6 separate regions of the Homo sapiens genome follow, and regions 1, 2, 3, 4 and 6 are each linked to region 5. Evidence: chromatin loops called from intact Hi-C (ENCODE). Cell type or tissue: CD4-positive, alpha-beta T cell. All regions are shown on one strand. Region 1 overlaps CDH4 (cadherin 4). Region 2 has its middle 42 kb from the start of LINC01718. Region 3 holds the start of LINC02910 (long intergenic non-protein coding RNA 2910). Region 4 overlaps MIR646HG (MIR646 host gene). Region 5 overlaps FAM217B (family with sequence similarity 217 member B). Region 6 has its middle 23 kb from the start of CDH4.

What was found. Hi-C counts contacts between places; a loop is a spot of excess contacts. Peaks named below come from ENCODE experiments on the same cell type or tissue, not always from the same donor. Only the 100,000 strongest peaks of a DNase experiment are listed, where the experiment ranks them.
Region 1: it touches region 5 in a loop (14-fold over the local background); 8 of 110 quality-filtered maps call a loop at or near these places.
Region 2: a loop joins it to region 5, with 7 times the contacts of the local background. A loop is called at or near these places in 10 of 110 quality-filtered maps.
Region 3: it touches region 5 in a loop (4-fold over the local background); 38 of 110 quality-filtered maps call a loop at or near these places.
Region 4: a loop joins it to region 5, with 19 times the contacts of the local background. A loop is called at or near these places in 10 of 110 quality-filtered maps.
Region 6: a loop joins it to region 5, with 26 times the contacts of the local background. A loop is called at or near these places in 9 of 110 quality-filtered maps.

The regions. Positions count from the first base shown.
Region 1 is chr20:61,885,765-61,889,764 of GRCh38, forward strand. All of the region lies in intron 7 of CDH4 (cadherin 4), which reads left to right. Among named protein-coding and RNA genes, the nearest start is that of MIR1257, 66 kb to the right of the region's middle. In CD4-positive, alpha-beta T cell, CTCF peaks have their summits at 1,643 (motif pointing left) and 1,843; a DNase peak (open chromatin) is centred at 1,607.
Region 2 is chr20:61,118,653-61,122,652 of GRCh38, forward strand. No RefSeq gene overlaps it. Among named protein-coding and RNA genes, the nearest start is that of LINC01718, 42 kb to the left of the region's middle. In CD4-positive, alpha-beta T cell, a CTCF peak has its summit at 2,207 (motif pointing left); a DNase peak (open chromatin) is centred at 2,169.
Region 3 is chr20:60,055,290-60,059,289 of GRCh38, forward strand. LINC02910 (long intergenic non-protein coding RNA 2910) reads left to right here and starts at 636. Exons shown (of 4, transcript NR_161293.1): 1 at 636-719; 2 at 3,618-3,697. RefSeq lists enhancers at 2,324-2,373, 2,384-2,563, 2,659-3,460, 3,167-3,416. In CD4-positive, alpha-beta T cell, a CTCF peak has its summit at 2,274 (motif pointing right); DNase peaks (open chromatin) are centred at 632, 2,282 and 3,102; H3K4me3 peaks cover 2,945 bases; H3K27ac peaks cover 2,813 bases.
Region 4 is chr20:60,261,159-60,265,158 of GRCh38, forward strand. All of the region lies in intron 3 of MIR646HG (MIR646 host gene), which reads left to right. The region is part of intron 1 of LOC105372698 (a long non-coding RNA gene); the gene reads left to right. Among named protein-coding and RNA genes, the nearest start is that of MIR646, 45 kb to the right of the region's middle. In CD4-positive, alpha-beta T cell, a CTCF peak has its summit at 2,034 (motif pointing left); a DNase peak (open chromatin) is centred at 2,033.
Region 5 is chr20:59,947,282-59,951,281 of GRCh38, forward strand. FAM217B (family with sequence similarity 217 member B) reads left to right here. Exons shown (of 4, transcript NM_022106.3): 4 at 1-1,399. Among named protein-coding and RNA genes, the nearest start is that of FAM217B, 8.9 kb to the left of the region's middle. In CD4-positive, alpha-beta T cell, CTCF peaks have their summits at 2,022 (motif pointing right) and 2,221; DNase peaks (open chromatin) are centred at 1,730 and 2,010; H3K4me3 peaks cover 235 bases; H3K27ac peaks cover 1,118 bases.
Region 6 is chr20:61,227,727-61,231,726 of GRCh38, forward strand. No RefSeq gene overlaps it. Among named protein-coding and RNA genes, the nearest start is that of CDH4, 23 kb to the right of the region's middle. In CD4-positive, alpha-beta T cell, a CTCF peak has its summit at 1,575 (motif pointing left); a DNase peak (open chromatin) is centred at 1,595.

The sequences.
Region 1 (4,000 bases), 1.9 Mb after region 5:
ACATTCTCAGGCTCCGGACAGACCCCAGGTGCTGTGCAGCCTGAGGATGAGACGGAGAGCAGGACCCAGATCTCTGTCTGCTCCATCTCGCAGCTTCCAAGGGGATGGAGGTTCCAGCAGTGACAGCAGGGAAGGCCCTTGGGGAGTGTGTGGTCCAGGAGGAAGCAGTGGGAACAGCGCTGACCTGAGAGGAGCTGGAGAAGCTCCCAGAGCAGCAGCCGCCGTCGTGCTGGGACTGGCTCTGGCTCACCCAGAAGGAAGGGATGCAGGGCATCTGCAAGCCTGGGCTACAGGGCCTTGGGACTCCTTTTATACCCCCATATGTACCGCCTCTAGGTGCAGAGAGCCCAGAGCAGGTGGGGGAGGCGTGCTTGCAGCCTGGCAGATGAGACCATCCCTAGATGGTGGCTGGGGTGGGGGCAGCATCCAGGAGAACTTCAGGATCTGAGTTCCAGGCGTGGCTCCTGCCAGGGTGCCTCACTGGCTGTGCAGCCGGCCAGCCGATGCTGGGTATGGCCAGGGCACGCTCGACTCAGGAAGCTTTGATGCCTTTCTAGGGCAGGCTGGCCGCCTGCATTATTGATGGCTGTTCTGCAAAATTTACATGCTGAGCTATGGGGAGGTGAGCAAAAACCCCAGGGATGGCCCACTGTGGTTTTCTTCCCTCCTCTTGAACTTGAAAATGGCCAAATCACTTTTTAATGAATTCTCTGCACCTGGCAGAAGCAGGAAGGGTAGGGGCCCCAGCCCAGGACAGGAGCATGCATCCAGCAGGGCACACCCAGCTGTGCAGGACTCCCGCTGCCCGCCCAGACACCTCCATCGAGGGTTGACGTGGGGAGCAGAGGCTGCACATGTCAGCTATGGAGAGAGGACGCTGGGACGCTGGTCCAGAGCTGAGTCCTGGGTCATCTGTTTGTCCTATGAGGGCTGGGAGACACTTGCTGGCCTCCAGAGCACTCACCAGCCCCTGACCTCAGGGAAGTCCCAGGCCTTCATCTTCTGCAAAGTGGGAGGGCGCCGTGCCCCTGTGCCACACGGGCCCTTGGAGGACTGCACACAGCGAGGCCTGTTGGGGCACCGGGAGGAGGTGCCAGACACTTCTGAGAACAGGGCCCTGCCCTGTGGTTAACGTGGGGCTCCCCTTGCCCGCCTCACAGGAATGAAATGCACTTGAGGGCAAAGGGAGCAGCCCAATGTAAGCCTTTTAGATAAATGTGTCGAAACCTCCAGCCAAGCCAGCCCAGGCCCGCTACATGCAGATCAGCCACGTCTGCAAGGAGGCCTGTTTGCAGGAGCTCCCATGACCGCCTCATGAGCACATGCCTGGGTCCTGCCCACCCACCCTCTCACCCCAGAGAACATCCCAGAAAAGGGGGAGATGGGCACAGTGATGAGGTCAGGAGCCTGACCCCACCTCCCCAGTGCTCCCAGGGGAGCCAGGCCAACCCTGCCTGGACTTCAGAAGCCCTGCCAACGGGAAGGCCACTGGCTGCTTCCGGGGGTCCCCTGGGAGAGTTCTTCCTTCCTGCGGGTCTAGCTTCCTGCCCCTACCCAGCCAGGAGACACCCCTGCCCTGCCTCTCGAAATCAAGACCCAGCTGCCCTCTAGTGGCAGTCAGCTGCACACACACACACACAACACGCATGCACATCCATGCACATGTGGGTTTACATGCATACAGAGGTGCACACATACACGTGTGTATACACGCACACACAGGCATGCACACTCGTGCACAAGCACGCATACACACATGCACACACACAATACACTGTACATGTCTCTGGGTTTCTACGATGCTTGATTTATTTTCAATATATAGAAAAGAATACATTTCTTTCCTATACATTGAAAGCACCACAGCCAGGGGTGGCTTCCATGAACCGGCTCTGATTGGATGACTGAAGAAATGGAGACTTGGAGAATGATGTCATGCCGCAAGTCTGTGACAGCAGTTTCTCTGCAGGCTGACATTCTTCTCCGCTTGGATCCCTCCCTTTCCTGCCGGCCCGTGTCAGTCTCCTGTTTTCCAGTCTGGTCCTTCTGGCGGTGCCATGCTGCGGGAGGAGGCAGCCACAGCCAAATAAACATGTAGCTGAGAGCAGCCTGGGGACCCTACGCTGCAGGATGGGTGGCCGAGGGGGGCCGGTGCAGGCAGGCAGTGGGGCACCTCCTGAGGGGGACATCACGCCCAGGAAAGAGGCTGCTGAGAGCCCCCTGCAGCTTCAATTTCCAAATCTGTCCTGGGAGGGGGAAGAAAATCGGATTTGTAAAGAACAAGAGAAACTTGGGTGAGAAATGAAGAGTGTCCACAGCGAGGCTGCCTGCTGCCCTGTCAGAAAACCTGATTCCGTTTCCTGGGGGAGCGGGGACTGAAGTGAGATGCAGCCACATCCCTGCAGAGCCGCCGCCACTGCCGGTACACACAGATGGGACATGGATGAAATGAGACTCCGCAGGCAGGATCCCGGCCCCTCACCAAGGTGGCATGGGTATCTGACATTTGGGTTCTCATTGGCAAGCCTGTCCACCGCTGCTGGCACCGTCCCCAGCCCATCTCTGCAGCCTCCTACCTAGAGGCAGAGCCAACCTTCAGGCTCCGTCCAGCCGCTGCAAGGGAGGGCCGGGTGCTCACAGGTGAAGGAGAACACAGCCAGGGTGGGGAAGCTTCCAGAGGTGGGCTGGCTGGTCTCTGCCTTGATGAACAGGAGGGCACATTTTCTTTCTGTTGGGATCCTGAGGCACAGAAACCTTGGGGAAGGGACCTCTGCTATGGGTAGTACCATGAAGTCCAAGGCCTCAGGCCCAGCGAATGTCTGGACACACATTGGTCCACAGTTAGAAGGCAGATCCTGACCCTGAGGTTGCCAAGAGCAGCCAGTCAAGGGTGGCGCCAGCTCTGCTGTTTCCATGATGTCCATCCCACATTCAGGAGACCCAGCGGGCATCGGGCTGATGTCACCATGGACATCATTGGTGCTGCCTGAGTCCCATCCATAACAAAGGCCTGAAGCGCAGACTGACACAGCATCAGGGACCCTGACCGGTCCCCTCGCTCTGCCCTGGTCAGCTGTGTAGAACTGGGGAGGTCATGGGACTGCCTGGCCCTCACTGGACTCAGTCTTCCCCTCCGTAAATGGTAAAGAAATATGAGCTCCACTGACCACGCAGTGTGACACCAGTCACTGAAATAGTGAACAGGAACATGCTTTTTTATTGTTCTCTCCCCATTGTTGGCTTTCTCCCCTCCCTCACGGCCTCTGCATTAGCCCCCAACAATGCCCTGTTCTGCACCATGCACCTCATACCTCCTGCCCCAGCCCTGCTGTGCCTGCAGCTCATGCTATCACTCCCTCCTCCCTCTAGTGAGCCCCCACCTTCCTTCCTCAACCAGCTCCCCTTGCACTTCCGTAGAAGCCTCTCTCACCTCCCTCAGTTTCCTTATCTCATGGATGGATGAGAGGACCTCAGCTTCCTTATTGGTTGGTTGTAATCCACCTGACATAAGGAGAGGTCTCTTTAAAGCATGGATGGATGGATGGATGGATGGATGGATGGATGGATGGATGGATGGGTGAGTGGATGGTGGATGATGGATGATGGATGGGTGGGTGGATGGTGGATGATGGATGAGGGATGGGTGGGTAGATGATGGGTGATAGATGAATGGATGATGCATGGATGGATGGATGGATGGATGGATAGATGATGGATGAGTGAGTGGATGATGGATGGATGATGGATGGATGGATGATGGATGAGTAAGTGGATGGTGGATGATGGATGATGGATGGGTAGATGGATCGATGATGAATGAGTTAGTGGATGGATGGATGATGGGTGGATAGATGATGGATGGATGGATGGATAGGTGGATGATGGATGGGTGGATGGATCAATGATGGATGAGTGAGTGGATAGTTGGATGATGGATGGATAGATGATGGATGGATGGACAGACAGATGGATGATGGATGGATGGATGGATGCATGGATG
Region 2 (4,000 bases), 1.2 Mb after region 5:
ACCAGAACCACTTCATCTGTCTCATATCCTGTGAGGCAGACACAAAACAATGACACAGCGAAGAACCTGGGCTGGAAAGTCTGGCAGAGTCGGGGTGAATCCCAGCTCTGCCCTTTCCCGCAAGTGACCCACTTCCCCAGCATCTGCCTACACACCTGCAACAAGGGAGAGAGAAGAGTATCACCGAGGGCTGTTAAACAAACCAATTCACGCAAAGGGGCTTGGCCCAGTTCTCATCACCTAATAAGTGCCCCATAGAAGATGCCATTAATACTCACCTCCTGCCAGATTCCAGCCAATGCTGGGGACAAAGGCAAACTCCAGCACAAAACCCTTATTTCCTGCGGGCGGTACCTAACAGCCCCTGTGTTTCCATGAAGTTAGCAGCTGCAGCCCTTCTTCACCACAGGCTCCTTCTCCTCCAGCACCGCTGCCTCTCTCCTCAGAGCCACCAAGCCTCAGAACAAGGCTCTGACAACCTGCAGAGAAGGACTTTTCTTGGTTTGCATTGTCTTTGAGCTTTGACTTTTTAACAGAATGGGGGTCATTTTGAGTCAATGTTTTGACATTCCTCTGGAGTTTATTTCCTAGCTCTAATGGTCATATTTGGTAGAGGAAGAACTCTTAAAACTCAATGGTAAGAAAATAATCCAATTTTTAAAATGGGCCAAAGATCTTAAGAGACACATCACCAAAGAGGACAAACATGTGGATGTCAAACGGCACATGAAAAGATGCTCCACATCCTACGTCATCAGGGAAATGCCAATTACAACAACGAGATGCCACCACACAGCTGCTAGAATGGCCAAAGTCCAGAACACGGATGACACCAAATGCTGGCAAGGATGTGGAGCAACAGAACCCTCACTCATCGCTGCTGAGAACGCAACATGCGACAGCCACTTGGAAGACAGTATGTTGGTATTTTGTAAAACTAAACATACTCTTACCATACGATCCAGCAATCGCCCTCCTTGGCATTTACCCAAGTGAAGTTTGAAAACGTATGTCCACATAAAAACCTGCACACAGATGCTTATAGCGGCTTTATGCATAGTTGCAAAAACTTGGGAGCAACTAAGATGTCCTTCAGCAGGTGAGTGGATAAACAAGCAATGGAATATCCAGACAATAGAATACTACTCAGGGCTAAAAATAAACGAGCTGTCAAACCAGGAAAAGACATGAAGGAAACCTACATGCACATTCCGACGTGAAGGAAGCCACGCTGAAAAGGCTATACACCCTAGAGTTCCAACTACATGACATTCCGCGAAAGACAAATCTACACAGACGATCTAAAGATCAGTGGTTGCCAGAGGTCAGCAGGAGGGAGGCATGAATCGGCAGAATACAGAGGGCTTTTAGGGTAGTGAAACTGCTCTTTATGATACTATAATGGGAGATACATGTCATTATACATTTGTCCAAACCCGTGGAACTTACAACACTAAGTGAGCCCTAATATAAACTGCAGACTTTGGGTGATTACAGTGTGTCTGCATAGGTTCATTGCTTGTTAACAAGTATACCATCTGGTGGGGGATGTTGATAACAGGGGAGGCTGTGCGTATGTGGGGGCTGGGACTATGTAGGAAATCTTTGCACCTTCTGCTCAATGTTGCTGGAAACCTAAAACAACTCTAAAAAAATTAATTCTTCAAGATGACTAGGAGCAAATTCCAAATGCCTCACCACAAAGAATGGTAAGTAAGTGAGGAGACGAATATGTTAATTAGCTTGACTTAACCCGTCCACATTGTATACATCCATCAAAACATCACTTTGTACCCCATAAATGTTCATTAAAAATAACATTAATAAAAAATAAAGTCTTAAGCAAACAAATTATCTCTATGCACACAAGAAACCAGGACCTCAGCACCCAACACTCCACCTGTTTCAGTTTTGCTTAGTTTTGTAATTCACTGTACTTAGTCTTTATTTTGATTTCACCTATTTGCTGTCTGATATGGTTTGGCTGTGACCCCAGCCAAATCTCCTCTTGAATTGTCATGCCCATAATCCCCACATGTCTAGGGAGGGGCCCAGTGGGAGGTGACTGGATCATGGGGGCGGTTCCCCCATGCAGTTCTCATGATAGTGAGTGAGTCTCAAGAGATCTGATGGTTTCGTAAGTGTCTGGCGTGTCCCCTGCTCGCACTTCTCTCTCCTGCCACCTTGTGGAGAAGGTCCTTGCTTCCCCTTCACCTTCCACCCTGATCGTCAGTTTCCTGAGGCTTCCTCAGCCCTGTGGAACTGTGAGTCAATTAAACCTCTTTCTTTATGAATGACCCAGCCTCAGGGGTTCCTTTATAGAATGAGCCCTTCTGCAACCACCCAGCAGGAGGCATTAGACGGCCCCAGAAATGAGCAGTAACACACTTTCCCACCATTTCCCCAATCGCTTGACAGCAAGATTCAGACCATCACCCGGGAGAACTTAGAACAGCCACCCCCACAGCAAAAGCTACACCTTCCAGAGGAAGAGCATGAAGTGGCTTCTGTTGAGAAAGGCCATGGCTCCCTGACCTGGCCACCTTCCCCGAGTTACAGCACAGGCTCACGGTCTCACCCTGAGTGACAGCCCTGGGTGATTCCAAACAGGCCTGACGCTCTCCAGGACCCTGACACGGATCTGAACTACACAGAGCTATGGTGATCCGGCCGGCTCAGGGGCTAACCAAAGTGATTCCAGGCAGAGCAGCCGGCACTTGCTACCTGGGGTGATAATGCGCACCTTGGAGAATGTCCTTAATGAAAATGTTTAGAAATCAGATCCAGCCAGAGGACCCCCCAGAAAGCACTTTCCTCCAGGACAGCATGACCCCTGTCCTGGGCTGCGGAAGGAAAAGCAGGGGGTTGAAAGGGCTCAGGCGGGAAGCCTGGCTTCACCTGAGGAGGGGCCACATCCTGCCAAGGACAAACTTTGCCTTGTGTACCTTATTTAATTTTGATCCGGATACAATCAGAATGATACAACACGGCCAAAAGTCTGGTTCTCCTTGGAGATGTTGATCTCATTAGCAGGACACCATCACTCACTCAGCAAATATTTACTGAGCAGCTACTATGTGCCCAGCAGATGCTCACTGAAGAGGCAGCCGTGCCACAAGCAGAGTGAACCTCTGGCTTTATTGCACATCCATGCCCTAGGAAAGAGACAACCCAAGCAAAGCTGCACAGCCTGTCGCACGGGGAAATGTGCAACAAGGAATAATAAAGCCAGGCTGGGGATAAAGTGTGATGCTCTGAGACTCACGTGGTCACTTTTTGTGTGGCTTAGCTTCCAGTGCCCGGCCCTGTTGCCCACAGCTGGACCTCCGCCCCGCAGTGAGTAGTTTTGCTTTGTGTTTGGAAGAGGGAGCAGAGGGCAGGGTTGAAGAGCACTGTGGGCGCTCCATCAAGCGAGAGCAGGTCCGTGCCTGTGCTCTACACGCTGACCATTTGAGTCTCCGGCCACTGCTGTCACAAGCCACCACAAAGGGAGTGACTTACAACAATGCAAATTTATTCTCTTACATGCTCTGGATGTCACATGTCCAAAATCAAGGTGTGGGCAGAGCTGTGTTACATCGGAGGCTCTGCAGGAGAATCCGTTTCCTGCCTTTTCCAGAGTCTAGCGGCCGCCTGCACTCCTTGGTTCCTGGCCTCTTCCTCCATCTTCAAAGTCAGCATCTTCCAATCTCTCCCTGACTCTGACCTTCCTGCCCCATCTCATAAGAACCCTATGAGGACACTGGGACCACCTAAATGATCCAGGATGATGTCCCATCTCAAGATCCTTAATCCCACCTGCAGAGTTCCTGTTGCCAAGTAAGGTGACATCGTCATGGGTTTCAGGGATGAGGATGTGAACATCCTTGGGAGATATTTTTTCAGCTGACTACACTGACGCTGACCCCAGAGAACCCTCTGTCTAATTAATTGAAATTCCACATCTGGAAATATCATCATGTGTACACACTTATGCTCCCTTTGTGGCAGGGACAAACAC
Region 3 (4,000 bases), 110 kb after region 5:
CCACAGCGCTGGGCACAAGGGCAGCCACGAGCTGTTTGATTTCTGCGTCCCCAGCAGATGGCTTGGTGCACAGGGGCAGGGCTCGTCTGTCCCTCTCACTGCTGCGTCCCAGGCTATGTCTCCACCATGTAACTTCAGACAAGTTCCTCAGCGTCTCTGTGTCCTGGTTCCCTCATTTGTAACATCAGGATATTGATAAGGATCATAGTAATAGGGATGTCCTTATGGGGCCTCATGAAAATGAAGAGTTCTCTGTGATGTGCCTGGAACCACAGAGGGCAGCAAGTGGGAGCCACAGAAAGTCATCTCTTTATCATAGTTGTCATTGGTAACTATGACGGTTATCAAGGGCAGGGGTCTCCCACCTTCTGCATCCAGGCCTTGTCATTCCTTATAAAATTTTCTCCTTTCAAGGACTTTCAATGCCCTGAAAACGGAATGCTCCTCCCTGCTCCCCATCAGCTGCTGCAGAGCCCTGAACCCCTTGAACTTGCCTTGCTTAGTTCTTTCAGGGGCTGCCTTGGATGCCACCTCACTTCCCTCTTCTTGGCTCTGTGGCTGTCAGAGGGGCTGGGCACTGGGTTACTTCATCAGTTCCTGGGTGTTGATCGGCAGGAAACAGTGGTTTCCTGTTCATATCCTGCCTGAGCCTGGGCCGGGTGGAGGTGTCCTGCATGGAGTCTTGTGAAATCGCGTGGACTGCAACACCCAGCAGCGCGGTGAGTCCACCCTGAAATCCACAGTGACCCACGCGGCATGTGCTGGGAATTGAACGCTTGGGGAAAGAGCTGGGCTCCAGCGGATCAGCCCCGACCAAGTCGTTCCCACAGCTCAGGACCGGACGCTACAAGCCCACTTTGTAGCAGTTTGGCGGACGGCAAACTTTTGCAACACAGTGCAAAAACCATTTAACACCTTTAAGGGAATTGGAAATGGGTTTTTCATGTGTGGTGGTGCTGAAAATTGAGAATAATGACAGAATTATTAAAAACAGCCTTCTCGGCCTTAGACTCTTAATTGCCTCTGGTCTGTAAAACTGACAAATAAGCACTGTAGAAGCCACAGATGAAATATGTCGTCTTGGGAGCCCTGGAGAATTGTCTCTGAATTCTTTTGTTTATGGATTGTAGAAACTGCTTTGGGGGTAGTTGGATGTAGAAGCAGAAGGACAGAGTGGGGAGCTGGGAGCAGGAGGCCTGGGTTTGTCTCCTGAGTCTGTTTCCACTGGGGCCTGAGGCTCCCGTGTGAGGGAACATGAATGGGCCAGGCACATGGGCCCTGTGGGGTGACAGAGCTGTGGGCTCCATGGTGGCTCTGTGGGCAGCTAGCTTGGGGATGGCTGAGATAAAGACAAGTAGTTTTCCTTCCTGCAGGACTTCTCAGAGCCTTTAGTGTGGTTATAATGATAGAAAACAGTATTAAGTCCATACCCTGAACCAGAAACAATGCTAAAAGCTTTGCACTTGGCCTTTTTTTTTCTTTTTCTTTTATCAACATGTGTGAGGACGGAAGCTTAGGCTTACAGATATGGACTCATTGAGAGTGAGTGGACGTGTCTGATCTTTAACCCAGTTCTGTCTGACCAAAAAGCCTGTGCTCTAACCACTGTGCACCCCTGCCTGTCTGTCCTGTTGAGAGAACTGTAGGGAAAGCCTTGAGATTATGTATCCAGTGCTCCCCTCCTCCTGATTGGAAGATGGCAGCTCAGAAGGTTAGGGTGCCTTCTCCTGTCCTCCGAGTGGTTAGATGCACGTGTCCTCTTCTGTCCTCTGCTCTTCCCACATCCCTCTCTCTCTGGTGCTCTGGTGGAGCCCCTGGGATCAGGGGTCACAGGAGCACCTGGGCCATTTGCATGGTTGTTGGTAAAGGGTGTTCCCCCACCCCCCATTAAGGTGCCTGCCATCAAAGTGCCTTATTGCTTGAGTTCCAATCTCGGCTTCACAACTCTGTAGCTGTGTGACTTTGCACAATGTACTGAGCCTCTCTGTGCCTGAACATCCTTGTTTGTAGATAGTAAAGATAATTGTCCCTTACTCCTAGGTTTCACATTGAGTGTTTAGCAAGTTAACGTTTGTAACGTGTGAAGTCATAAGATGCAGGACTGGATGACTGCCCTACCCACAAGAGGCCTAGGATCTTCCCAAGTTGCACTACTTATGGGACAGGTCTGCCAAGCAGCCCTTGTGAAGATAAAGGTGGTGATGAGTTCCTCCCACAAAACAAGAGCCTCAGAGAGACTGGAAAATAACCCCCGGTGCCTTTTATCAACTGGCCAGCAGATGGCAGAAGCAAGCCAGGAACAGAGCTTGTGTGCGGCGGCTGTGGCAGCTACCTTTGAAAATCCCGTGGTGTTTGGTGGTCGTATTAAGAGATCTCTGGTGTAGGAGCATCCTTCATTCTAAGCAGGATTCTGAACAAACTCAGAACTGGCTTTGTGGCTGGTACCGAGGACCCAGGGGTCACGGCTGCTCCCAGTGGGTGCTGATGCCCATTTGTTTGTGCAAGTTGGTCCCCTGTAGGGAGGACAGATGGTCTGTCTCGGACTTTCTGGCCTGTGCACCAAGGCCCAGGGATGGAAGTGGGGCAGCATGTCCCCATCATTAAATAGGGCGTTCTTGATAATAATCCCATAAGGCCTAATGTGATGGGTGTGGTCAATCATTCATTCATTCTGTGAGGATTCAGTGAGCAGCTACTCCATGCCTCTAGGCTCTGAGGACGCAGCATGAGAAACACACGGAAGGCCCACGATGACCAGGGAGCTCGCCTTCCAGGGAGAGAGGAGAAAAATAAATGGTAGGGAGTTAAACACGACAAAGTAGAAAAGGGCCAGCTGCAAGAATGAAATTAAATAGGAGGCTGGTGGCAGGGGGGCAGGGAAGCCTGAAGCACCTGACTGCCCAGAACAAGCCGCACCTGTGAGGAGCTGGGAAGGGCACTCCAGGCAGAGGGAGCACCAGAGCAAACCCTGGGAGGGGGATGAGCCTCTTGTTGAAGAACTAGAAGGAGGCCAATGTGGCTGAGCAGAACACATGAGGCGGAAGGAGGAAGTGAGGGGCCCTGGGCCTGGCCACCAACCGGCAGATCAGGGGTGAGGACTCCACTTGGGAGAGTGTGAATGGCCCAGTGTGAATGACAAAGCAGTTTCATGCAGCTCAGCCTGTCTGGCTAAGTGCGCAGCCCTGAGGATTGGGCTCTGAGCGTTGCAGCCCTTCTGAGTCTGTGGGCCCCTCTCCCAGGAGGATCAGGTTGCCCAGGGCAGCTGGAAATGTCCTTAAGTGACTCCTTGCTGCTGCTGCCGCTGCGTCTTGCTGACATCATTTCCCCGCAACAAGCGCTGGTCTCCTGGGGCGGCTGCCCCCTCTCATCTGCACATCTAGCTCCCCTGCCAGGCCTGTGCTGTTTTCCGGGGCCTCACAGAGAAGCTCAGGCAGGTGGAGCCTCAGCAACAGGCGCCATCCTCCCCTTCAGCCTGTCGCGGCTCCTCCCTGGGGCATGCTTGAAAGCCCAGACATGTTCTTCACATCTGAGAAAGCAGTTAAACTGAAATTCCTGGCAGACTCAGGTTCAAATCCTTATTAGGCTGTTAAGTGAGAGGGGATTTCATTTCCTTGCAGCCGCCCTGGGTCCTGCCACTGAGCAGCTGTTGGTAGGCTCTGCTGTGAGGTCTCCTCTTCCGGCTTTCCCACTTCCCAAGGTAACCTGGTGTGGGGAGGAAGCCGGGGGCCTCTGGTGAATGGGAACCTGTGCAAAGAAGGAGCCGAGGGCAGGGAGAGGTGGGATAAGACCCAGCGTGGGGGCCTGAAAGTGAGGCCAGCAGAGAGTCATTGAGAGGCCCTCGGAGAATACGTTCTGGGGACGCAGTCAGGGAACACCTGTTTCCTGCTGTGTGACTCTCACAACCCAGCTGTGGACACACACGTATGTACATATATGCACACACAGGAACACATATGCACACACAGGAACACATGCACACATGGACACACATATACACACG
Region 4 (4,000 bases), 310 kb after region 5:
ACAAATATCTATTTAATCCTTAGTTCTCTATGAATTAAATAGCTATTTGTGAAATCCTATTGGTGGAATCCTCCCACCTTTGTGAGTGTGAATGTGTGTGTAACTTATGTATCATAGAGTTTAAGTAAACTGTTAAATATTACACAGCTATTGAGTGGTGTAGCTGGGGTTTGAACCAAAATCTACCTGGCTCCAAGTTCCTTCTCCTGACTGATATTAGTTTGTTGGGCATCACGAGGTGAGGGCATCTAAAAAGTCTTGTGTGTTTAGATCCTTCCTGGATTTCTCAGGGACTTGTTTCTGTTGACCAACAGGTGTTAGGAGGTAGAAGGAAATGCATGTAAAGTACCGGCCTGCAACTGTTGCTTCTGGCAGAAGAGCTGAGCTTCACCCATCTCTGCCATTAGATAAAGGATGTGGTTGCTATTGCCCAAGAGACTTCTTCTTGGAAATAATGCCGGAAAAAAAAAAAAAAAAAAAAAAGCAATTCCTTGCAAATCCAGCAGTCACTAAAAACACGGAGAACTAAGTTTTTAGGATGGTCAAAAGCCACCCACCTAGTCCATTTTATTTGTTTCCTGTTCATTTCTTTTATTTTCTTCTTCTATCTCCATAATCTTTATTTCCCCACGACAAGATTCTCATCTAACTCTCTATTTAACATACCAATGCTTCTTGAGGACGCCGTTATCTATTGTTTCTTACGGTGCACATTCATTAGCACTTGCCAGAGAGGGGCTGTGTACTGTCATTTCTGCGCCTGCCTTTGTTAGTTTTAGATTAATTCCTGCTGTGGTCATGTTCTTTGGGATAATTTTATCAAGATTTTCTTTCTCTTGCTTTATTACTTGCTTTCTTGGTTACTTTATTAAATTTTAAAATGTCTTATTAAGGTTACTTCTTTCATTGTGACAAAAGTATAACTTTTCCAACTTTGCTCTAAAAACTTGTAGAACAAACTCTTAATAGCCGCCCCCCTCCCCAGGGACATGGGGCAGGACTAGGGTGGGAGTGTGGTGGGGAAGAAGAGCTCTTACTTTTTAGTCTAAATGTTTCTTTATGGCTTCAATTATTTATAACCATCACAGACTATTTTAATGAATTGTTTTCAGTAATAAATAAGACTTGTAGATCTGATAATGTTATTTTTATAAACTTTTTTTTAATCAGGCCATGCTCTTCAAGATGCAGAGGTATAAGAAGTCCTTAGTGAAATAACTTTTAAGAACTGTGCATTAAAAAGATGGCTAATGGCAATCCCAGCACTTTGGGAGGCCGAGGTGGGTGGATCACGAGGTCAGGAGTTCAAGACCAGCCTGGCCAACATGGTGAGATCCTGTCTCTATTAAAAATGCAAAAATTAGCTGGGCATGGTGGTATGCACCTGTAATCCCAGCTACTCAGGAGGCTGAGGCAGGAGAATTGCTTAACCGGGACCCAGGAGGTGGAGGTTGCAGTGAGCCAAGATCACGCCACTGCACTTCAGCCTGGGCTACAGAGCGAGACTCTGTCAAAAAAAAAAGAAAAAAAAAAAAACAAGGAAAAGAAAAGAAACTAGTGTGAATATGAGAGCTTCATTGAATCCAGGGATATGGCTTAATAGAGATTTTTAAGGCCACTTGACCTAACTAGAGTTTGCAGCTCAAATAGAAGTTTTATTGGGTTCTGTTATTGGATTATCCAGTGGGGCAGAGGTAGAGCTGCCAGCTCCCAAATTAACACTGTAGATTGGCATCTACTGCAGGCAAATGACTTCCAACTTGGCCATCACTGAAAACCATATGGAAAGACAATTTACAAAGTCTCTGGAGGCTTTTTGGTGACTTAGTGATTGGCCTTTTGGAAATGGACAGAGCAAGGAGACAGAACAAACCTGAATATTTGGTGGCTGCAGCTCTTTTGGTCTTCACAATCCATTAAGTCCTCACCTGGGTAGGTGTCTACCTGTTACAGGTGGGCAGGTAAGCCTGCTCGCTGGCCATGGAGGCAGGACACCTCTGGATGGAAAATGAGCCTGTCTCGGAGAGCGACCCCTGGTGGATGGGGAGCTTTCCTGCACTTCACAAACATCACTAAAGGTGAATCCCATTCCCCTCCTCTGTCTACCTCCTTCTCTCTGGGCTCGTCTCTGTTTCCAGTCATCTAAATAGAAAGGAATCCTTAAAGATACAGTAGTCAAAACATTGTAAGCCCTCTCCTACCCCTCTGTCCACTCCCCACACTCACACATCAGATGTGGGTTTCTTAAATATAAATCTAGGATTAATGCATTCAAGCCTGGTTCCTTGGGGGAAAGCTGGAATAACCAGCAAATGTCAAAATGTTTTCTTTAAATATCTAAATGAGTGGAAAATAAAACAATATAATTTCCCCAGGAATTACCTGGCCACTGGTCTTTTCCATAGACATGATACATCCCCTTATTTCTCCCCAGGGTGAATCCAGTTGGGAGTATTTGACACTGCAGATCTCGGGTGCTCAGAGGGAGGCACCATTAGTTTAATAAGAGAAGGTCCTGAGTCTGAGGGTTCTAAAGGTGGCCCCCATAGACTCTAGGCAAACTGCTCAGCCACGGTCTCATGAATATCACATCTTTCTGTAGGTCTGGAAGAGACCTGGCAACACCTCCAGAAATGGCCTCCTTCTCTGGGTAGTACCAGTTAACCTCTAGAATCTAGTATAACTCGAAATTTTTATTGGAATTATCCAACCATTACCCTGCTCGCTGTATTAGCTCTGCCCTCGAGCGCTCTTGACTAAGTATCAGGGGAATGAAGAGCTTTGTCAATTGGAACCCAAGCCTCCTGATCTTAATTAGAGATGTGCCAAAGTACCTGAATTTAATGGGGGAGGTTGGCAGACAGTTCTCTCTCCACCCCTCTTGCATTTAATGACTTCATTACTGATTACTGTCCACAGCAATGCAGAAATTAAATATGCTCTGCAGAAAAGCAAAAAGGTTGAAATGCAGTTGCTTTTGCATAGCAAGTTCCACGCGAAGCTTTGCACTGTTTGCAAAACGGGGAGAGCCAAGATGTTAGCATGCCTCCCCCACACATACCCTGCCACAGCGCAGCTCAGCCCAGCAGTCTGGCCTCCCAGGCCCGGGAGGGGCCCATACGGAAGGTGGGGAGAATGAATTATTCATGTGCTCGCTCCCATCCACAGATAATTCAATATTCTGCTCTCAATAATCTTTGCCAGCGTTATCTGTATTCATTCTCTCGTTCTGTAAAGAAGGCTGCTAAGTAATTGTTAAATATCTTTCCTGCTCCCTGAATAAATTGGAGATACAGAAAAATAATAGGGATATGATTGCAACATATTCATTTGGTCATGTTTGCCCTGATTTAGTGGGGCACAGCAGACAGCTCCAGCATTCCAGAACTATTGCCATACACCGAGAAGGGTCAAAGTCACACTTTTTTCCAACGATTTTTCTCAGACACTCATGCTCCTTAAAGCTCCCTCATAACCCATCACCCTGTGGTGGGGACACCAATTCTTAGCGTCCAGGTATCTTTTCCACTGAAGAGACATTCACGTCAAAATTCTGACAGTTTTCTTCTTTTATTTAAGCTAAACATTTCCATTTGAGACAAGAACATTTTAACCATTACATCCACAGGCTTTGTATGGTGCATTTGCAGGTTCAGTATCTCCCAGGCCAAGCAACAGTTTGTGCATATAGTAAATACAGCTGGAGGAAACTGTGTTTATAACACTTAGTTAGAAGGAGTAAATAGCCCTGGGTACTGATAAGAAAGGTAAAATGTATCCAGAGCTGCTGCAGAAGACAGAGGCGGAGGAAATGATGGAAATGGTGACCCTGTTGGTAGGAAAATCACCTGGAAAACAAACAGTTGCTTTAGCCTTTACACACGCAGAAAACTTTCAAGGAGAATGACTTCGACCCAGGAGGATGGGCTTTGACCTTGTTCCTGAAGGATCCAAGCCCTGGCTAAGCTTGGGGTGGGGGACCGGCTCCAGGATGAGATGT
Region 5 (4,000 bases):
GGATCACCTGAGGTCGGGAGTTCAAGACCAGCCTGACCAACATGGAGAAACCCTGTCTCCACTAAAAATACAAAATTAGCCGGGTGTGGTGGTGCATGCCTGTAATCCCAGCTACTCGGAAGTTTGAGACGAGAATCTCTTGAACCCGGGAGGCGGAGGTTGTGGTGAGCCAAGATCGTGCCATTGCACTCCAGCCTGGGCAACAAGAGGGAAACTCCGTTTCAAAAAAAAAAGAAAAAGAAAGAAATTGAGAAGTAACGCCTCATAATATTTGTTCCCAGCTTTTTAAATTGAAGCTGGTTGCATAATCTGGGGAATAGTCATAATTTCATGTGTTATACAGTTTAAAAAGCCTGCAAAAGTGACTTTGCTTGTTTACTTTCTGCCTCAGATTGACTATTTTAACCAATATTGTCACGACTAGATCATAGCTCCTAGTGAATAACATGAGGTGTTTTAAAGTTAGGTCTATTACAGAATTAACATAAGCACAATTTTAATTTTATGATATCTGATATGCCTATCTAATACATCTTAATGCATTAAATGCTGCAGATAAGAATCTTGCTATTTTTCAAGTAGACAACATTAGAAAGTTGAATCATGAACTCATTCAATTCATCAAGTCAAAAGCACTGAGTGTTTTGCTAGTCTAGTGACATGGGTTATTGTATTTCCGAGAAGTGCCTCTCATTTCTGGGGAGTTGTTTACATATACCCTGCATTTAAACCAATTAAAACAATCCAAGTTTCTTTAAAAAAAAAAAGAAAAAGAAAAAGAAAAAGAAAAATATTTTAGGCTTAGAATTATCTAATGGAAAAAATGTAAAAAAGTACAAAAATGAACTAAAAGTATATCAGTATTTGCAGTATTTGCTGTGATTACTTAGGTTTAGACTTTCTCAACTTCTTAGATGACTAAATGGGCTGAAGACTTGTAACTAACTTGAATAGGATAGACTTCATACCCTGTGACAAAAAGGATGGGGAAGAGAATATCATTGGTCTTGCCATATACCTCCTAGCTAAAAGGAAAATGGTTTGTAGTTGTTCTTGGGCCTACTGTGTTGCTTTTCAGAAGGACATAAGACTTTCTACTTTATCTGATATGGATATCGTCTACTTCCTCATTCCTTTATGCTCACTTATGGAGTAGTTACATAGAAATATAACTCTTGGTGGTACTGTATTTTAAGGTAATTCAGAAGCAGTATGTATTATTTATGTACATGTACAGGACACCATTCAAAATGGCTTGAAAATATTCAGCATGTTTGTTATTTGCTGTTATATTGTATGTTTAGTTTTGTATGTGATAAACAGAATTGATGTAAGTTTTTGTGGACTTGAATTTCTCCTTCCTTGAGATCAATTAAACAGCAGAAAAATATTGTCTGGATTTTTCTGGTATTGTTTTGTTTTGCTTTTCATGCAGTTCTCTTCTGAAGCTTGCCTTTATTTTCTCCCTGGTTATTTAAAGGAATTGCCCAGGATGAAATGCTGTTACAACTCCTGTCTTAACACTAAGCGACATGGGTGGCCAAAGCACAGGTTAACATTACCGGATATATCAGAGAAGCATTGCAGTACATTTCTTGAGTCGCTCTTCCACTTACTACTCCATGTTGAGGATTAATTAGGGTAGCAGGATGCAAATTCAGTAAGCATAAATTAAGGTAACCTGTGATGTAATGAACTTGCACCTTTATGTACATATCCGGAAACGAGTACCATCTCTTTCAAGGAAGTGGCCTGGTTAGGAGATAGCAGTTTTGAGCAGCTCCAGCTGCAAACATTCTCAAAAGCCCTTTGCTCTTCTTTCTAACTTCACTCTGACAATAGGGTGCATTCTTTTGAGTCTACCAAATTGTGGCAGTAATGTTCAGTGGCTTAAAAAGTAAGTTTTTGGATATGTTTTGAAAATTAACCACGCTGGAGGTTTAAAATCTTTTTTTTTTTTTTTTTTGTACAGGAAATGTATTATTTTGGGCTGTTGCTGTTTTATTATCCACAAGGTGGCGACCAAACCCTTTCAGATAGCAGTGAATTTGGCCTGTGAGTACCTTCTAGTCAAATAAAAAGGTTTTTACTGGAATCAAAAAGAAATGGAGAGAAAAAGACTTTTTGACTTCAGGCCCAAAGCATGTTCTTTATTTAACTTCACTCTGCCATCAGAGAATACAGTGGTTTATCATATGCAGTTAGGTGCTGTGGAGGATTCTCTTTGATTCATTGAACAGTCTCACATCATAAAACACTGTATCCAGCATAGAATCGTCCTCAATGAAGTAACATAAATCATCAATTTATAAAAATCTTCACAGAGATCCCTGTTTCATAAAATGCAATTTGAATATTTTTGTCTTCAGCAATTTAATGTATAAGGAATTACTGTAATAATACTGGAAAATATATATGGAATTAAAAATGGAATAGTCATAAATAATTGCCCTAGCTTAAATGAGATTTTAGAGCAAACAAATAACACATATTTAACTTTAGATTACATTAAGCGAGGACAATTTCATGTGAGCTCCTCCCTAGACCTACTGAGTCAAAGTCTGCATTTTAACAAAATCCTTGGCACATTAAAGTTTGAGAAATCTGCTTTCCTGGTACTTAAGTCTGCAAGTTTGAGTGACTACCTTTATGGTGGGTGAGTAGCTGGTAGGCCCTCTCCCCCTCAAGCAAGCCATTTGCTTATCTAGCCCTATTTTCTCCGTAGTTTAAAGGCACTGGGCTGGCTGCTTACCTAACAGGTTGCCTAAATGAATGATTCACGGCCTCTGATAAAATCTGCTCCACAAGTGAATGCTAAGGAGTTGAAGTTTATTTATTTATTTTTTTCAATAGCTTTTAGGGTACAAGCGGTTTTTTGTTACATGGATAAATTATATAGAGATGAATTCTGAGATGTTAGTGCACCTGTCACCCGAGTAGTGTACATTGTACGTCATGTGCAGTTTTTTATCGCCAGCCTCCCTCCCAACTTTCCCCTACTGAGTCTCTAAAGTCCATATGTCACTCTGTATGCCCTTGCATATTCATAGCTTAGCTCCCACTTCTAAGTGAAAACATAAAGATTTGGGTTTACCACTCCTATGTTACTTCAGTTAGAATAATGAGGTCAGGAGTTCGAGACAAGCCTGGCCAACAAGGCGAAACCCTGTCTCTACCAAAAGTGCAAAAATTAGCCAGGCATGGTAGCATGCGCCTGTAATCCCAGCTACCCAGGAGGCTGAGGCAGGAGAATCCTGGAACCCGGGATGCAGAGGCTGCAGTGAGCTGAGATCGTGCCACTGCACTCCAGCCTGGGTGACAGAGCAAGACTCTGTCTCAAATAATAATAATAATAATAATAATGACCTCCAGCTCCATCCAAGGTTTTGCAAAAGACATTGTTTAGCTCCCTTTAATGGCTGAGTAGTATTCCACAGTATACTATATATATGTGCGTGTGTGAGTGTGTGTACATATATATCACATTTTCTTTATCCACTCAGTTGATGGGCACTTAGGTTGGTTCCACATCTTTACAATTGCGAATTGTGCTGCTATAAATATACGTGTGCAAGTGTCTTTTTCATATAATGACTTCTTTTTCCTTTGGGTATGTGTTAGTCTGTTCTCATGCTGCTATAAAGAAATACCCAAGCCTGGGTAATTTATAAAGAAAAGAGGTTTAACTGACTCACAGTTCCACATGACTGAGGAGGCCTCAGGAACCTTACAATCATGGCGGAGGGCACCGCTTCACAGGGCGGCAGGAGGGAGAATGAGAGCTGAGTGAAGGGGGAAGCCCCTTATAAAACCATCAGATCTCAGGAGAACTCACTCACTATCAGGAGAACAGCATGCGAACCACCCCCATGATCTAATCACCTCCCAAGAGGTCCCTCCCATGACATGTGGGGATTATGGGGACTATAATTCAAGATGAGATTTGGCTGGGGGCACAGCCAAACTGTACCAGGGCAGATACCCAATAGTGGGATTGCTG
Region 6 (4,000 bases), 1.3 Mb after region 5:
CAATGGAGTAATAGCAAACGATTTTAAATGGGTGGATGGGTTTAGGATATTGTCTATTCAAAATGTGAAAAATGCATACAGTGTTTTGGGAGCGTTTAAAATGGAGGCAACTATTTTCATAGCTAGAAATTGGAAAATACTCAAAAGCCAATGGGAGGATGTAGAGAGGCAAATTGTGAAAATAAAATGGATATAAAATTGCCACTGGAAATAACAGTTACAAGGCTTGGGCAGAGCCCACATAAAAACCACAAGAGGGGTCCCTGTGGCCAGCAGAATAATGCCTCCCGCCAAAAAAAGTCACACCCTAATGTCCAAAACCTGTGAAATATGGTACCTCACGTGGCAAAAGGAACTTTGCAGATGTGATTAAGGAACTTGAGTGAGTGATTACTAAAGATGGAGGAAGGGGCCATGACCCAAGAAATGCAGCGGCCTCTAGAAACTGGATGGATTCTCCCTGGAGCCTTCAGCCCAGCAAGATCCATTGTAGTCTTCCGACCTCCAGAACCTGGAGTTGGTAACTTCGTATCATTTGCAGTAATTTGTCACAGCTGCAATAGGAAACTTACACAGCTCTGGAGTCCACTGGCCCTGTTCAGATCACCCACATGCACCCCGGCACCGCAAAGCCTCTCCTGCAATGTCAAGGTCATTAGCATACCTACTCCACAGGACCATTTTACACATTAAGTGAGATGGTGCCTGGAGAGGCACCTGGCCCATCATGCAATGTGTGTAAGTCATCATTAGAGCCAAAAAAGGAAGTGCTATGGACCAGAAGATGCAAAATGTTGAATTTGTAATGATAGCAAGGATATAAATCACGATCGTGTAAATAGCAGGCTTATCACAGAGCTGGATTTTTTGTAGCAGTTACAGATTTGCAAGTTAGAGCTACTTCACTTGAACGTGGAGCTAATGGTATTAGGATGCTCTTTTTCGTTTTGTTCATTCATCCATCCATTCATACAGCAAGCATTTGAGAACCCCTGATGCCGGGCTCCGGGCTCTGGGCTCCGGGCTCTGGGCTCTGGGCTCTGGGCTCTGGGCGGGACCCTGGGAAGCCGCATGCCTCCATGCTCTCGCTGCGTAGAACCAGAGCTCTGCTGATTGAATATACATGAACTATAAAGAGGCCCCAGATGAGGAGATCATTTTGGGCCCTGCAATCTCAGGTGAGTCCTTTGCAGTCTCTGGACGATGCTGGAAATTGTGGCGTTGTTCTATAATGCAAAAGGGAAAGAGGTTTTATTCCCACAAGTCTGAGCTTTTTGAGATGGGAACTTTCTATTTTGTTCTTACTTCCCAGAGATAAAACCAAAGCCTTTTTATTTATGCTGCACAAGCTCAATACTTTATTTGCCCTTCACCATTTTTTTGCAAGTAAATTTCTTTCTCCCCGCAGTTTTCCCGCAACCGGTTGGTCTGTGATTCTCGCAGTGTCTCTTTTCCCTTGGGAATGTGTTCTTCCTTCCTCCTTGTTAGCCAGGCCTGGGGAAGGACGGGACGCATCACTGCTGATGCCCCTTCTGAAACCCCCTGCAGGCGCGGCTGCACCTCAAGCCCGGCGGGGCGAGGACGCTGAGCTGCAGACAGCGCCACCTAGCGTCCGAGAGCCACGGCGCACCGGCTGTGCGCATCTCTGGGCGAGACTGGAATGGAAAAAAATAGGTCTTTGTAAATCACCACCTCATTTTGTTCCTAGAGCTCTGTGTGTATCTGAAAGCTATGTTGGAATTTGCAGGCAGTAGCAAACTATGAATTGAAGAGAATTAATAAATGCATGCCTGTCTATTGATATGTTCAACAGAACCCTAAGAAATTACCATTTAGACATCAAAAAATGGATCAACCTAATATTTGTATAGGAGAACTAGAGAAACAAAGGATATATATATATATATATATATATATATATATATATATATATATATATATATATATATATATATATATATTCCCATTCCAGGGAAATTCTGATAATGTGGGAGGTTTTCGTTGTTGTCGCTTGTTTGTTTTGTTTTGATTTTTTGAGACGGAGTCTTATTCTGTAGCCCGGGCTGGAGTGCAGTGGCGTGATCTTGGCTCACTGCAACCTCCGCCTCCCAGATTCAAGTGATTGTCCTGTCTCAGCCTCCCGAGTAGCTGGGATTACAGATGCCCACCACATCTGGCTAATTTTTGTATTTTTAGTAGAGACAGGGTTTCACCATGTTGGCCAGGCTGGTCTTGAACTCCTGACTTCAAGTGATCCGTCTGCCTCTGCCTCCCAAAGTGCTGGGATTACAGACGTGAGCCACCGCATCCAGCCTGATAATGTGTTTAAGAATAAGTAACAGAGTTAAGCAATCTGGCTCCTGAACTTCATAATAAAGCCATTAATTTATTTATTTTTAACATGTTTGTTGTTTTTCATAAATGTCGGACTCCTACTCCCTGTGGCTGCCTCACCTCTGCTTCTCCTTCACTGGCCAGGTGCAGGCAGGAGGGAGAAGGACACTCCACGCCCCACGTGGCCCATTGGTTCCCAAGCCATCTGCCGACCTCAATTCTGGACTCTCTGAAGGAAGACCTTGATTGGCTACTCCTGCCCAATGGGGAGCGTGCCTCCAGGTCACATGTCCATGCTAGGTCAATCAGCTGAGGCCAGGAAGGGCTGTTGCTCACCTGCTTTTCTCCCCTCCCTCCCTGCCACCAGCCCAGCCCAGGTTGCTGCACTCCCCATTGCCTTTGCGTGGGTTGCTCTGCGGCCTCTCCTCTCAGTGCTGTCTCCTTCCGGAAGCCTTTCCAGATCCCGCCACGGAATGTGGGATGTCCCCCCAACCACACAGTCTCTGCCAGGAATTCTGTCTTCTGTCTTAACGGTGTTTGCCCTGCAAGCCAGGCCCCTCTGGCCTGCTATGTCCCTGTGCTCCGGGTGTCTAGGCCCACCCACAGTGTTGATAATGAAGATAACTGCTGCAGACAGGGCACTTGTCCTTGTCCCATGCCTGGAGAGCAGCACAGATTTGAACAGACACTTCCCCAGAGAAGATATACAGATGGCAAATATGCACATGCAAAGGCGTTCAGCGCTGTCAGCCACCAGGGAAATGCAAATTAAAGCCACTGGTGAGACATGTCACATGCCTATTAGAATAAATGGGAAATTTAAAAAAAAAACAGCTAAAACAAAACAATAAACTGGCAAAACCAAGTGCCGAGGAGGATTTGGAGCAACCGGAACTCTCCTGCATTACTGGTGGGAATGCAAAATACAGCAGCCACTATGGAAAACAGTCCAGTCTGGGAGCTTCCTATGAAGTGAAGCCTACAGAGTTGCCACATGACCCCACAACCCTACTCTTAGGTGTTTATCTAACAGAAACAAAATATATGTCTATACAATAGACATGTGTTGATAACAGACCTTAGTCCTACTTGTAATCACCAAATACTGGCAACAATCCAAGTGTCCCTTAGCAAGGAAAACAACAACAACAAACTACTGAAGCATTTAACAACTCTCAGAACTGCACACTAAAAGGGTAAATTTTACTGACTGTAAGTGATATTTTCATTTTTAAAACGCCTTTTAGGGCTTTTTCTGTATCGGCAAATTCCACGATGCCTGTCTGCCCCAACTGGTAAAACAGCAGCAAATTTCTAGAATGTTCTTCTTCCTCTCCCAACCCTGCTCCCATTCCCCATGCTGTGAAGGAGTCTCCATGCCTAGGGTTAGGCTGACCAAATGATGGCTCCCCTGCTTCTGAGCAAGGTGTATCCAAGGTCAAGTCCACAGGCCTGTTTGGAATCTCCACCAGGCCCAGCCTCCACACACTTGGCACCTGCCGAGCAAAGGGCATGTTGAGTGTCCACTCTGAGCTCAGCACGGCACCGGGGGCCTGGGGCTAGGCTGGCAGGAGGATTCCCTAGACAGAGAAGGCAAACTGCATCAAAGTTCCAGCAACAGACCTCCTGCCTAGTAAAACCACAACAGTGCACAAATAAACATTGC